3 separate regions of the Homo sapiens genome follow, and regions 1 and 3 are each linked to region 2. The links are chromatin contacts, found by Hi-C in ENCODE. All regions are on one chromosome and are shown on one strand. The core of a region is the stretch at or near the end of the contact, and the rest is flanking DNA. Distances in the headings are between cores, read along the strand shown.

Region 1 (4,852 bases), core at 1,563-4,062, 320 kb after region 2:
GTACTAAGAAGGAATAGCAACTCATACATCCAAACTCCTGTGTTATCCTTTTTCTCTCCACAACTTTAGCAGAATGAATAGAATAAGATATGAACAAACAAGCTGCCATACGGAGTGAGGAACTTGTATTCTCTTACATATAGCTGAGTTTTACTCCTGACACTGGGACTGACATGTATGTGATTCCTTGTAAATGCTTATTTTATTACTTTTTGATGTCATTATTATTGTTATTATTATTATATAATAAGAAAGGATAGTTTTGCCTTTTCTTGGAGGGTAAGAACTTGTCTTAGTATCTTCAGCATGAGGCACAGTAGATACCACCACTGAAATGATACTTATTGGAGAACACCTGGCCACAGAATTGGGTTCCTGACTAATGGGTAGTAAATAGACCATACAATTTTCCTAATATGTTATTACATATTCAAATTTTTATGTGCATATTATGATATTTCTATCCTCCTTTTGTTCACACACACAAAAAAACAGATCTCACAGAGAAAAATATAGAACCCTCAGAATGACAGCTGCGATGTGAAGTCTTACTGTGCTTCCACAATTCTGGGAAAGAGAAGAATTGGAGAGGGAGGGAAGAACAGCTGCCTTCAAGTAGTTGAAGGGCTGTCATATGGGAGGAAGGCTTGCTCATGCCATGGACTCCAAGGGCGGAACTAAGGTTGAAGGGTAGAAGTTAAAAGGTGGTATGGTCAAGTTTAAGCAATAAAAACTGCCCATTACTGCAATGTCTCAAATGTGGTGAGGTCTCCTCTACTGAAATGTTGATTCACTGTCTCTGATGACCATTTATCAGGAATATTAGAGCAGTAACTACAGCTCTGTTTTCTTCTTAACTTGTAAAATGGGGATAATAATCCCAATTTATCGACTCACAGGAGAGGGATTTGATCCAACGAAATCTAAAGAGACCCTTTTGCTAGTTTTTAGGCAGCTGTAAAGCCCTCGTTGCAGGGTTTTCAAATTTTGCTGCAAACTAGAATTACCTTGGGAGCTTGGAAAACCCTGTGTGTCTAGGCCTCACCTGCAGAGACTCCGATTTAAGTGGTATCAGGCATGCCAGAGAATTAGGGTTGTTTCAAAGCTCTCCAAGTGATTCTCGTGTACAACAATTTCGAGAACCATTAAACTAGAGTACTAAGAGCCATTATTCTGGATTTTACTTTGGAATCTAGGTTGGACTACAGATGTGACGTTGAGCAACTACTTTATCTTGGATCTGTATTTCTTGTTTACCAGGAAGAAGAGGACATGCATACTTCTAAAGTAACTTCCTCTAGTATTTTATTACTTTAAGGCAGTTGACCCTTAAAGGTATACGAATTAAGGAAAGGGCACTTAACTACCTTCTAGGAGTAGAAGAGGATCTCTGCTTTGACACATGGGAATTGTTGGCACTCTTTTTCTCAGTTTTAATAGCAGTCATGGACTCCTTTCAATGCGGGGATGTTTATACCTCTCCGGGGAATGTATGGCACCAACAGCATTTGGATGGCTGGTTGTTTCAGCAGTCCTTTGCTTAAAATAGGCATGCACCCTAATTTGAGAAGAAACTGGCAGAGGATAAAAGTGGGTTTCTTTGCTCTTCCCCAGTATTCTAGAAGCTGCTTCATTATCAGAGTTGGAGTCATCTGATGGATAACTGGACATGTTTCTTGGTGTTTTTTTTGTGTATGGCTATACTTCTTTATACTCTTTTGGGTTGCTGTCTTACATACTGCTTAGTGACTTGCTTACCAATAATTTTCCTAGCCTAACCCAGGACAACCATGTTGTCTTTTGGTCTTGACTTTTCCATATGAGACTGCATGTCTTATTGTCACTCCAGTCATGCAGCAACTAACTCTAGACAGGCAGTCATGGACATAGGATTCCATTTTTTTTTTTTTTTTTTTTTCTGCAAGGAAATCCAAGGACTCCAGTTATTAGGTCAAAGATGTTGCTCGTATTCCAGGTAATTCATATTTGCTGGTGAAGTTTTATTTGCCATGCAGTGCCCACAAAAGTAATCCTAGAAATGAGCAGTACTGTGAGGCATAGCACAACACATCCACATTTTATGTGGAGGATATGATCCAGTGGCATTTTATTTAGTGTGAAACTTCTGTCTTCTAAAAGGGAAGATTCTTTTGGAAGGATGGTCTCCTGCTGTGTAATACTTCATGAATTTCTAGTTTAAAAAAATTAGATTTTCCAAAGATCCACTACTATGTACACATTTCAAAATAAATCACCCAGTTAACTCAAAACAATCTTATCGTGAGAAATTTTGGAAAGCTTGAGTTACTTCTAAGAGTTAAAAATGTTCTTTCCTCCTCTTCTGCATGTCAGACTGCACATGATTACTCTGATGTTTCCGTAAATGCTATTAGTGCACTATGAAAGTGGGAAAGAACTTAAAAAAAAAAAAATCCGGGAGGGCAACAAAGCAATAAGAAGGATCATAGGGCACCATGTTAATAACAAATCACAGGAGGTGGCTCCATAAAGGTTGTGAAAACTAGTTTCTCATTGCAGGAATTGGGTTGGGCCACCCCTTCACCCCCCTTCTCAAACACAAATATTATCATATAATAAAAGCCTGCTTCTCTATGCTTATAACCCAGCCTCCATTCCTTCGACGCCACCATTTTAAAGGGATTTACTGCACGGACTTCTCCCAAGTTCCTAGGCATTATCTTCTGGACCCTATCCTGCAGAGGTGAAGCGTCCCTTTGGGGACTCTCGCTGGGTGAGAGGGACAAGAAACACCCACTAGGACCCAACCCCGGCAGCCAGCGGCTCGAGCATGCGCTGAGAGTTTGTGCAGCTGGCCCTGGCTGCCGCCGCTGCCTCGTCCGGACTCGGAGAGGACTTGGGAGGGACAGCGGCGCTGGGAGGTGGCTTAGCAGAGACTTTCCAGCAACTGCTGCCCAGGACTTTTTTTTTTTTTTTTCTTTTTCCCAGGAGGCGGCGACGGCGGCGGCGGGGGGAGAGGAAGAGAAAGAAGCGTCTCCAGCTGAAGCCAATGCAGCCCTCCGGCTCTCCGCGAAGAAGTTCCCTGCCCCGATGAGCCCCCGCCGTGCGTCCCCGACTATCCCCAGGCGGGCGTGGGGCACCGGGCCCAGCGCCGACGGTAAGTGGCCACGCGTCTGTCGCCTTTCCTGCCCGCTGTCCCGCCAGCCCGCCGGCGGCTGCCCTCCGCGCTGTGTGCTAAACTACTTAAGGGCTGGCTCTGGGGCTCCCTGCCGCCGGCGCTTCCCCTCGCGCCCTGCCGGGGGCGCGCGGACGCGATGGCTGGGTCGGTGGCCGCGCTCGCTTTGTGCTCCGCGGGCGGCTTTGAGCGAGGGGTCGCGGGAGCGTCCCGGGCGGGGGAAGCGGGGTTTGAATGACTAACCCGGCGTCTGCACAGCTGCATCGGCCCTAATTCCCCGGCGCCCCCCGCCCCCCGCCCACTGTCCCAGGCTAATCCATCATTCTGGGGCCGAAAACATCATTTCTCACGTTCTCCCAGAGAAACCCTAGTAGCCGGGCGGAATCTCAACTCCGCGCTGCCCCCTCGCCCCCGCCCCCGCCCCCGCCCCGCCGCCCCAGTCCCTTGCATTCACACCCGAGCTGCGGGACGGGGTAGAGGGGTGCGGAGTTGGAGTGCCCAGGAACTGTCCTAACTAGAAGGGCGCTCATTCTCTCGGGCTTGCCGGTGGCGCCTCTGACGTGTCCGGGGTAGGGGGCAGTGTGGTTTCTCACCTTCAGGACAGTGCCGAGCACAGCTGTCCTCGAGGAGGGGCGTGGAGTGAGGGAGGTTTTCAAGAGCGTCTCATCAGAATGCACAGGGCTCCGCCGCGTGTCCCCTGAGAACGCGAGTTTACTGTGCGACTTCATTCATCCGGATAGTTGCTCTTTTCTTTTCCCAGCAGGTGTTATCTGAAGCCGGTTTGGAACTTTTGGGAGTTTAGTTACCATTATGATTTTAACAAATGATTTTTGATGAGGCGATGTCTCGAATGCACTGGGCCTCGGGACCCTCTGGACCCTGCTGAGGGCGGGTGGAGGAGGGACGGGCAGGCTGTGGGAAGCGTGATGGTGAGATGTCCCGTGTTCTCTCTCCCCCGCCCCCTGCAGATCGCTGCCGTTTTGCCCTTGGGAGTAGGATGTGGTGAAAGGATGGGGCTTCTCCCTTACGGGGCTCACAATGGCCAGAGAAGATTCCGTGAAGTGTCTGCGCTGCCTGCTCTACGCCCTCAATCTGCTCTTTTGGGTAAGTAAGTTTCACTGCACCAACAGGTGGGAACGGCTGGCTCTGGTTTTCTGCAGCCACCGGATAATGCGCCAAAGGGCATGGCTAAGCATTAATTAATTACATGGGATAACACCCTTTATTTTTCAGAGAAGTAAAATTTGACCTTCTTAAAATGCCTTTGATCTAGCTCAAGTTCCATTTGTAATTAGAACAAAGAAATCCACCCCTGGATACTACTGGCAGTAAAATTAGACTTGAAGTTAATCTAGGGATATAAATAAATGCACGTGCTTCTACTCATAGATAAGAAAATTATGACATACTACTTAGGGAACTGCTTGTTTGCGGGAATTTTAGATAATTGTGCAAGCCATAAATTGTTTCTTTACATCTCTGTCGCCTGTAAAATCTAGTTGGGCCAAGTCTTAATATATTTTTTGTGGGCGGGGACGAGGGGGAGGTGGTGGTGGAATTCACACCCAGATAACCTATCACAGAAAGGCTGAGTAGATTTGTCTAGGGGATTCCATACGGTCTGAAGGGTGATTTTTATGTAACTAATTCTAAGTTGGCAAAGTTTAAGGAATTGTGTGTATGCTTTTGGAAAATCCC
Region 2 (4,484 bases), core at 1,544-4,043:
TCCTTTATATTCTCAAACCTATGTTCAAGTTAATATTAAACAAATATCTCTTGGCTGACAACTGTCACCAACTCTAGATTTCAAATGTTTTGAAAACTTTGAAGCAAATATTACTTAAAATTTGAATTTTTATTGCCATATGTCATTTTATTTCCTGGTGACAGTTGTGAAAAAGGATTTCTAAACTGAGTGGAAGCTTTACATCTTCAGGGATAAAGCCCATTGGGTTGTCATAAGCCCAATGATTTCTAGGCTCAAAGAGTTTAGATAAGCACTCAGCACTTGGGGAAAGCTTGTAGGTTCTACAGCACATAATTACTATGAATTATCTAACTATTAATAACTGCAGTTTCTTGGATGATTCATACATTTTTGCAAGGCTTTGTAAACAAAACTGAGTTTTTTTTTTCTTTGAAAAGACAAAGATAGGAACTCAGGATAATAAATAGGAATAAGTTTTTGAAGAAAAAAATGCTAGCATAAAGGGGAGTGAGGAAAAAAAGGAGGAAACTAATATTTCAGACACCTTCCATGTACCAGGCACAGTGGTCCTCAAGCTACATAGAAGCTTGTCTTATCTAATTAATGTTCGCAATGACACAGTGAAGTAGGCAGTATGATCTCCATCACAGAGACAAGGTAAGCAACTTGCCCAAAGTAATCCCAATAGCAAGCGGAGGACTAGAATCTAAACCCAGACTGGGTAGCTGACTATAGAACTTACAATCTGACCAGCATTATTCCTCTGTGGCATGTCATTTCAAGCTACACTGAACATCAGTTAAAATAGAAGTCTCAGCCTTAGAAACATAATGACATTCAATAACTACAGAACAAATAATAACAAGGAGAAATGAAAAGGGGATAGGAGGGAGAGAAAAAGGGAGGGAGGAAGAGAGGGAGGCAAAGAAGGAGGAAAGAAAGGAAGAAATAAAGAAAGAAAGGGAAGAAAAGAAGGAAGGAAGGGAAGGAATGAAAGGAAGGAAGGCAGGCAGGCAGGTTGCTGAAATGCCACATCACTCCTACTATTACCAGTTACTGTCTCTATTAAGTGAACTTCTTTAATTTTGCTAAGAGCTAGTCTGTTTTTAATGCAGTAAAAAATACCTTAACATGGTCTACTAACTCTTCTGGCACAATTTCTATGAATTTTATATGTATTTTTTTCTGGAAATGTAACATCATTAAAACTAAAAAAAAAAAAAAAAGCTCTCATCGAATTGAAGTATTTAGCACGGGCTGACATATTCTAATGTTACCATAGCTTTTATAGTGGTTTTTATTGATTCTTATTGTCTAAAATAACAGAAATATGCAACATGTTAGAAGGGTTTGGGGCACAAAAAGTTTTATGAGGGAAGTAAGCTTGTGTGACAGCTGATATAGACACAAATGTCCCCCTAGTTTCCCAGGTTCATTTTGGAATAAACGTGACTTTTAAATTTCCAGGTACTAGTTTCCTCTAAGAATATCTAACTCAGAACCATATTAAAAGTTGTAAGACTACAATATGCCCAATTAATATGCATCTAATATTCCTTGATTTAGAGTTATCTGACAATAATATGCCAGCCTTGCCAGGAACTAGGTGTGTGACCTGTGGAAAGTCACTCAACCACTCTGTGTTGTTTTATTTTTCTTATTTGTAAAAGGAACTTAATAATTGAACCTTTCTCATACTTATGGATGATATAGGTTTTAACAATTTTACTAAAGGTTGACTAAAATGTTAGAAATCTATTCATGCAAACAACAATATTTGCAAACTTTTAATATTAGTCAAGGTGATATTTTGGTTAAGAAATGATGACCATCTCTTAGAAAATTAAAGAGGAATTTTTATGGTATCTTGCTGACATATAAATTTTTTAAACATCTTTAAAAATCAATAACGTATTTATGTACAGATCACAGCAATATTTTTTGAGAAATGTATTTCAAACAAATATCTTTAATTCCATCCAAAAAACAATTGAGATTCTAATATGATTTAATTTTCCTGGGGACAGTCATTCTTTACCAACTGATAAGTAAATATTTCAAAATTTTAGCTACTGGAAACTTCAAGTTACAGGGTATTTTTTGTATTGTTCCCTCTGCGTGGAATATTCTTTATTCTTAGATGGTGAGTGAAATGCTTGTAAACCTTACAGACTGTCTGAAGAATATACTTGCATGTCAAGCAAACTGGGGAAACCATTCACCTTTTACAAATATATAAAACAAGCTCAGCTGAACACCATTGTTTCTCCTGCAGTATGATCATCTCTCACACAAAAACACAATAAATCCATTTAAGAATCATCACACTTCATCTCATACAGTTTCCTTGAGTACAGTAGAACCCTTACTGTTGACTATTTCTTGAACATGATGGAAAAATTATAGTTTAAAATATTATTTTGTGAAAAAGCCTCAAGTCCATTTAGAGATGAAATGAAGCCCAAATCAAATGTCATACAGTCACAGTTTCAACCCTGGCTGACCACCCTGATCCGATCCTGTCAGAGAATGCTAAGACATGTCCCAGCTAATCATCACATTAGTCCTAAAAGTAACTAAGAACATTACTTTTAGTTTTAAAAGTAACCACCTTCCATGTCTCAGGCTACGCTGGAAGTATTGGAGGTGAGGTATTAATTTTAAAGCCTATAGGTAGATCATCTAAAAATCATGTTCTGTTCCTGTCATAAAGGGTGCATTTAAGTCTCTTCCTGTTCTCTCTTCTCTTCTCCATTGTGTAGCAAAGAAAAATTGATGGAGCATGAAAATCTCGGGCTAATAATAGTATATGAAAGAAGAACAGAAAGTGTGTGCCAAGGTGTGACCCACTGAGAGAACCCTGGAGACAAGAGTGTACAGATAATGTATCACGTAATTCTAGATTTTGTCATGAATTCCATGATGTATTAAAATAATTATTTCAGGATATTATTGTCCCATTGGCTTCAAAGGATAATGCAGAAAAACTAAGAGCCTCAGAATTTTTTTAAAGAAAATCAAATTAGCTACCACATTAAAAGTCTATTTTTATTTCATTGTTGATATTTTCCAAGAAAAAATATATTTCTAAAATCTTCGGAATCCATTTGTGTGTTACCTTTTAAAACATAGGAAAAAGGTAAAATAGGCCATCAGCTGAAAACACTTGTCTCTCCTGCAGTGCGATAATCTACTCACATGAAAATATAATGAGTCACTTTAAGAATCATCACACACATCTCTTGCAGTTTGCCCAAGTGTTGGGAATTTGTCAGGAAGAAAGCTACCTATCATCTGGTCTTTGGGACCACCATGTGATACTATTCCAAGATTCTGAAAATCCAAGCAATCTCATTCACTGAGAGAATAGTCAAATGATGTGTACTTTGTGAAAGTCATACAATAAAAAGAAAAACATAACAGTAAATCAGTTTTATACTTTAAATGTGAAATTTTAGATCCCAGTGTGTATCACAGAACACAGTGCAATCATTGTTAGTTTCATTTTTTTCCCTTAAAAAACTGCAAGGTATTATAAATTGTGAATAATTTAAAACATTAAATGGTTACTAACAAAACTTCAGACTATCAAAGCAATATAATTTATTTGTCTTTGTCTTATACTAATTAAAATGTACTACTTCCCTTACTACTTTGGGGCAAGGCTAAGGAACAATGACCTTTAATACATGTTGACTAAGAAGCTAACTATAAACTGTTATGTTGGGTTTATAAGTCATTACCATTGAGCTGTTATTCATCCTAAATCTTAAACATTTGAACACATTTCAATTCATGTAAACAATAGAAAATCAAATGAGAATATGAACAAAATAAAGTGATTTTCATAATTAAAGGCTTAAAGGTATAGACACATGAAAAAAACTTCTGTTTCTGCTTAGAAGAATATGCCAGAAACGTTCCATTCTGCACACTATTGTGATAGTACTTCAGCAAGGTCTGGGGAATAAATTTATCTTCAGAATAATCCTCCCTACCCTTTAAATTTATTACATGTATACACTAGGATATAAAGGTCTATGTTAAGTTGGATACTTCCTGACATGCTTTGCTTGACTTACTCCAACCATCACTCTGTATTTCATTCAGTGCCAAACTTCTTACAGAGTATATCTATATCCACAGCTACTAATTCCACAGCTATTAATTTCTTAGGCTTGCAGCCTAGCGTCTGCCCTCACCATTCTAGGGGAACAGTTCATCTTAAGGTCTCTAACCTTCTAAATGACTAGGCCAACAGGTTGGCTCATAGTCCTAACACCCATACCCCATCATTTTCCTTCAGGGCCTGACTTCACTGATCACTCCATTTTGAAACATCTTTCACTTTTGGTTTCCAAAACACGGTACAGCTTTGTTCTCCTCCCATATCTCTGACCTTGTTTTTCTGCTGTATGTGCTGGCTCCAAACTTTCTCCTACCTTCTAAATATAGATTGTCTCCTTGGACCTCTTTGCTGCATCCTGTTCTTTAGGTAGTCT
Region 3 (4,757 bases), core at 1,813-4,312, 260 kb before region 2:
AATACAGAATATAGGAATATAGTTCTGTATTCCGAATACAGACTATAGGAATATAATTCTGTATTCGGAATACAGACTATAGGAATATAATTCTGTATTCGGAATACAGACTATAGGAATATAATTCTGTATTCGGAATACAGACTATAGGAATATAATTCTGTATTCGGAATACAGAATATAGGAATATAAATCTGTATTCGGAATACAGAATATAGGAATATAATTCTGTATTCCGAATATAGAATATAGGAATATATTCTATATTCCGAATATAGAATTGCGTTCTTCTGTATTCCGAATATAGAATTGCGTTCTTCTGTATTCCGAATATAGAATTGCGTTCTTCTGTATTCCGAATATAGAATTGCGTTCTTCTGTATTCCGAATATAGAATTGCGTTCTTCTGTATTCCGAATATAGAATTGCGTTCTTCTGTATTCCGAATATAGAATTGCGTTCTTCTGTATTCCGAATATAGAATTGCGTTCTTCTGTATTCCGAATATAGAATTGCGTTCTTCTGTATTCCGAATATAGAATTGCGTTCTTCTGTATTCCGAATATAGAATTGCGTTCTTCTGTATTCCGAATATAGAATTGCGTTCTTCTGTATTCCGAATATAGAATTGCGTTCTTCTGTATTCCGAATATAGAATTGCGTTCTTCTGTATTCCGAATATAGAATTGCGTTCTTCTGTATTCCGAATATAGAATTGTGTTATTCTATATTCTCAATTGTATTCTATATTCCGAATATAGAATTTTTAATAGAGATGGGGTTTCTCCATGTCTGTATTAAATATATCTCTATTAAATATTAAATTTAATATTTAATATTTAATGTCTCCATGTCTCTATTAAATATTAAAAATTATATATTCAGAATCATATTCTATGTTCTGAATATAGAATATATGAAAATAAATATAGAAAACAATATGGATATAGAAAAACAGAAATAAAACATAATTCGGAGAAAGGTTGTCTATCAGAATTCACTCTCAGTATTGGCTGTGTTACACATACTTGGCCTTTCTATGGTGACTCAGCTACCTTCCTAATCAAGGCCTTTCAGGGGAGGGGCTGAGGAGTAAAAGCCTCTGCTGTCAATGCCCTACAGATCGTGAGGTGTTAAGAGGGTGGTTTCCTTCCTTGGCATCAATGCCTACAATCTAGGGCATCCACCTGCAGGCCTAGATGATTTGTGACCTCAGAATTGTTGTGGTTCCTGGACCTTTGTTGATGTAGTTTACCTTGCATCCCTCAGGCAAAACTAGAGGGGCTGGGCAAGGAAGGGAAGAAGGAGTCAGGCCTGCAGTAGCTTCTTGGGGTTTCTACCTCTGATCCTCCCTGCACAACTGTAATGTAACATGCTGGCTTCCAAAAGTGTAATTACTTATGTTTTTTTAACTACAATTATTCTCTTAAGAGCATCTATATAGAGGGGAAAAAGGAAAATTAACCAACCAAACTTAAGTTTTCCCTTGAATTACAAAAAAAAAAAAAAATTAATGATTATTCACTTTATAGAAGCAAAACTTTACTGTGTCTTAATATGACCAAATAAAAACTTAACCAAAAACAATAAAAATAAAAATAAAAATAAACCAGGGCCGGGCACAGTGGCTCACACCTGTAATCCTAGCACTTTGGGAGGCCAAGGTGGGTGGATCACCTGAGGTCGGGAGTTCCAGACCAGCCTGACCAACATGGAGAAACCCATCTCCACTAAAAATACAAAATTAGCCAGGTGTCGTGGCAGGCACCTGTAATCCCAGCTACTCAGGAGGCTGAAGCAGGAGAGTCACTTGAAACCAGGAAGCGGAGGTTGTGGTGAGCCGAGATCTCACCATTGCACTCCAGCCTAAGCAACAAGAGCGAAATTCCGTCAAAAACAAAACAAAACAAACAAAACAAAAAACAGTTCATTAATGACTGTACTACCAATAGATTCATTACCATGCTAGAAATGCTTCATTTACTCCCCATGGTAAGTGCTGTAGAACAACACTACACTATTAAAGAGACTGAAATTGCATTAATGCGGGCTAAGATACTAGTTAGCTCTTTTGGCAAATCACTGGATTTGTTTGTATTGAACTTACTGTGAACAAAATCCCTGGCTTTTTTCCCACATCTTAGGCCAGTCAACATGGCTCTTTCAAAACATACCTGAATATAATTGGTTTATTTGTGTACACTTTTTTTATTGGCTCCACACAAATGTGCTACCTAGGATGCTAGAAACAGGTGGGTTGTCTTTCCTGTGTCTGTATTTAGGCCTTTATAAATTTCTATATATGTAAACTGTCCTCTCCTTTTAATATCCATCTATCTCTCCCCACAGATGACTAATAGAAACCTTATCCACCTTCAGCTGAAAAGCTCCCTTCTCTCTTTTTCTTTATTTTACGATTTTGTGCAAAAGCCCATTACCCACCCCTTAAAACTCTCTGAAATTTTGATTCTACCCATCCCAAGCTCATCTCTCCCTATGCAAAATCCTTCCCTCTATGACTCTCTTTGGCAACAATGCATTTGTAGGAAGAAGACAAAATTCCTATTAAAAAAGATGACTCAAGCTTGCTTCCATAATATAGGTCAGCCATATCCTGATGATTTTGTTGTTTAGTTTCATTTAGTTAAATGTAGGTAGGCCCTAGAGCTCAGTTAGAATTGGAATGGTTGAGAGAATGAAGAAATAAAATTCTTTGCATAATTAAGAATTGTTAAAAAAAAATGTTCCCTTGGAAGACAAGGGAGACAAAGAATTGGGGATCCTAGGACTGGAAGAGAAGCTTTAGAAGAAAGATTTAAATAGAGGGCAAGAAAGCCCTGAGGGGAAAAAAAGAGAAAGTGAAAGTAAGAATACCCCTCTGATAAGGATATTTAGGGCACTTTAAAAAAAGTAATAGTGCTGAAGAGGTTGTTTATGAGTGCACCAACCAGCCACCTCTGTCCCTTTCCCGGATGATCCCGAAAATGAAGCTTCCTGGCCAGGAAAACAAAACGGCCGTGGTTGTGGGAACCATAACAGATGACGTGTGGGTTCAGGAGGTGCCCAAACTGAAGGTGTGTGCACTGGGCGTGACCAGCCGGGCCCGCAGCCACATCTTCAGGGTGGGGGGCAAGAACCTCACTTTCGACCAGCTGGCCCTGGACTCCCCCAAGGTCTGCGGCACCGTCCTGCTCTCAGGTCCTCGCAAGGGTCGAGAGGTGTACTGGCATTTCGACAAGGCCCTGGGAACCCCACACAGCCACACCAAACCCTACGTCCGCTCCAAGGGCCGGAAGTTCGAGTATGCCAGAGGCCAAGGGGCCAGCCAAGGCTACAAAAACTAACCCTGGATCCTACCTTCTTTTTTCTTTTTTTTTAATTTTTTATTATTATACTTTAAGTTCTAGGGTACATGTGCACAATGTGCAGGTTTGTTACATATGTATACATGTGCCATGTTGGTGTGCTGCACCCATTAATTCGTCATTTACATTAGGTATATCTCCTAATGATATCCCTCCCCCCTCCCCCCATCCCACGACAGGCCCCAGTGTGTGATGTTCCCCTTCCTGTGTCCAAGTGTTCTCATTGTTCCATTCCCACCTATGAGTGAGAACATGCGGTGTTTGGTTTTTTGTCCTTGCGACAGTTTGCTGAGAATGATGGTTTCCAGCTTCATCCATGTCCCTACAAAGGACATGAACTCATCATTTTTTATAGCTACATAGTATTCCATGGTGTGTATGTGCCACATTTTCTTAATCCAGTCTATCACTGATGGACTTTTGGGTTGGTTCCAGGTCTTTGCTATTGTGAATAGTGCCACAATAAACATACGTGTGCATGTGTCTTGATAGCAGCATGAGTTATAATCCTTTGGGTATATACCCAGTAATGGGATTGCTGGGTCAAATGGTATTTCTAGTTCTAGATTCTTGAGGAATCGCCATGCTGTCTTCCACAATGGTTGAACTAGTTTACAGTCCCACCAACAGTGTAAAAGTGTTCCTATTTCTCCACATCCTCTCCAGCACCTGTTTCCTGACTTTTTAATGATCGCCATTCTAATGGTGTGAGACGGTATCTCATTGTGGTTTTGATTTGCATTTCTCTGATGGCCAGTGATGATGAGCATTTTTTCAAGTGTCTGTTGGCTGTGTAAATGTCTTCTTTTGAGAAGTGTCTGTTCATATACTTCACCCACTTTTTGATGGGGTTGTTTTTTTCTTGTAAGTTTGTTTGAGTTCTTTGTAGATTCTGGATATTAGTCCTTTGTCAGATGAGTAGATTGCAAAAATTTTCTCCCATTCTGTAGATCGCCTGTTCACTCTGATGGTAGTTTCTTTTGCTGTGCAGAAGCTCTTTAGTTTAATTAGATCCCACTTGTCAATTTTGGATTTTGTTGCCATTGCTTTTGGTGTTTTAGACATGAAGTTCTTGCCTATGCCTATGTCCTGAATGGTATTGCCTAGGTTTTCTTCTAGGGTTTTTATGGTTTTAGGTCTAACATTTAAGTCTTTAATCCACCTCGAATTAATTTTTGTATAAGGTGTAAGGAAGGGATCCAGTTTCAGCTTTCTACACATGGCTAGCCAGTTTTCCCAGCACCATTTATTAAATAGGGAATCCTTTCCCCATTGCTTGTTTTTTTCAGGTTTGTCAAAGATCAGATGGTTGTAGATGTGTGGTATTATTTCTGAGGGTTCTGTTCTGTTCCATTGGTCTATATCTCTGTTTTGGTACCAGTACCATGCTGT

What was found. A loop is a pair of places that touch in the nucleus more often than their neighbours do. Pooled maps may share reads with other maps.
Region 1: a map with no recorded cell type shows a loop between it and region 2 (4-fold over the local background). The contact joins the promoter of TSPAN12 here to the enhancer-like site in region 2. A Hi-C loop is called at or near these places in 3 of 37 single-sample maps with no recorded cell type and 2 of 50 pooled maps.
Region 3: a map of B cell shows a loop between it and region 2 (16-fold over the local background). The contact joins two enhancer-like sites. A Hi-C loop is called at or near these places in 1 of 168 maps with a recorded cell type or tissue (B cell), 3 of 37 single-sample maps with no recorded cell type and 4 of 50 pooled maps.

Annotation. Positions count from the first base shown.
Region 1 is chr7:120,856,104-120,860,955 of GRCh38, reverse strand. TSPAN12 (tetraspanin 12) reads left to right here and starts at 2,812. Exons shown (of 8, transcript NM_012338.4): 1 at 2,812-3,136; 2 at 4,123-4,258. The coding sequence starts at 4,193. It overlaps LOC124901733 (a long non-coding RNA gene), which reads right to left and starts at 4,121. Exons shown (of 2, transcript XR_007060491.1): 1 at 3,748-4,121. RefSeq lists silencers at 3,158-3,457, 3,650-3,869.
Region 2 is chr7:121,178,925-121,183,408 of GRCh38, reverse strand. The region is part of intron 16 of CPED1 (cadherin like and PC-esterase domain containing 1); the gene reads right to left. LOC124901735 (a long non-coding RNA gene) reads left to right here. Exons shown (of 3, transcript XR_007060494.1): 3 at 2,745-4,484. Among named protein-coding and RNA genes, the nearest start is that of WNT16, 150 kb to the left of the region's middle. RefSeq lists enhancers at 2,660-2,889, 4,259-4,418. Within about 2 kb of position 2,793, at least 2 of the 41 ENCODE cell types and tissues checked have a DNase peak (open chromatin) inside an H3K27ac peak, as active enhancers do; they include B cell, where a contact is called at or near this core.
Region 3 is chr7:121,439,421-121,444,177 of GRCh38, reverse strand. It overlaps the pseudogene RPL18P4. Among named protein-coding and RNA genes, the nearest start is that of FAM3C, 45 kb to the right of the region's middle. Within about 2 kb of position 3,062, at least 5 of the 41 ENCODE cell types and tissues checked have a DNase peak (open chromatin) inside an H3K27ac peak, as active enhancers do; they include B cell, where a contact is called at or near this core.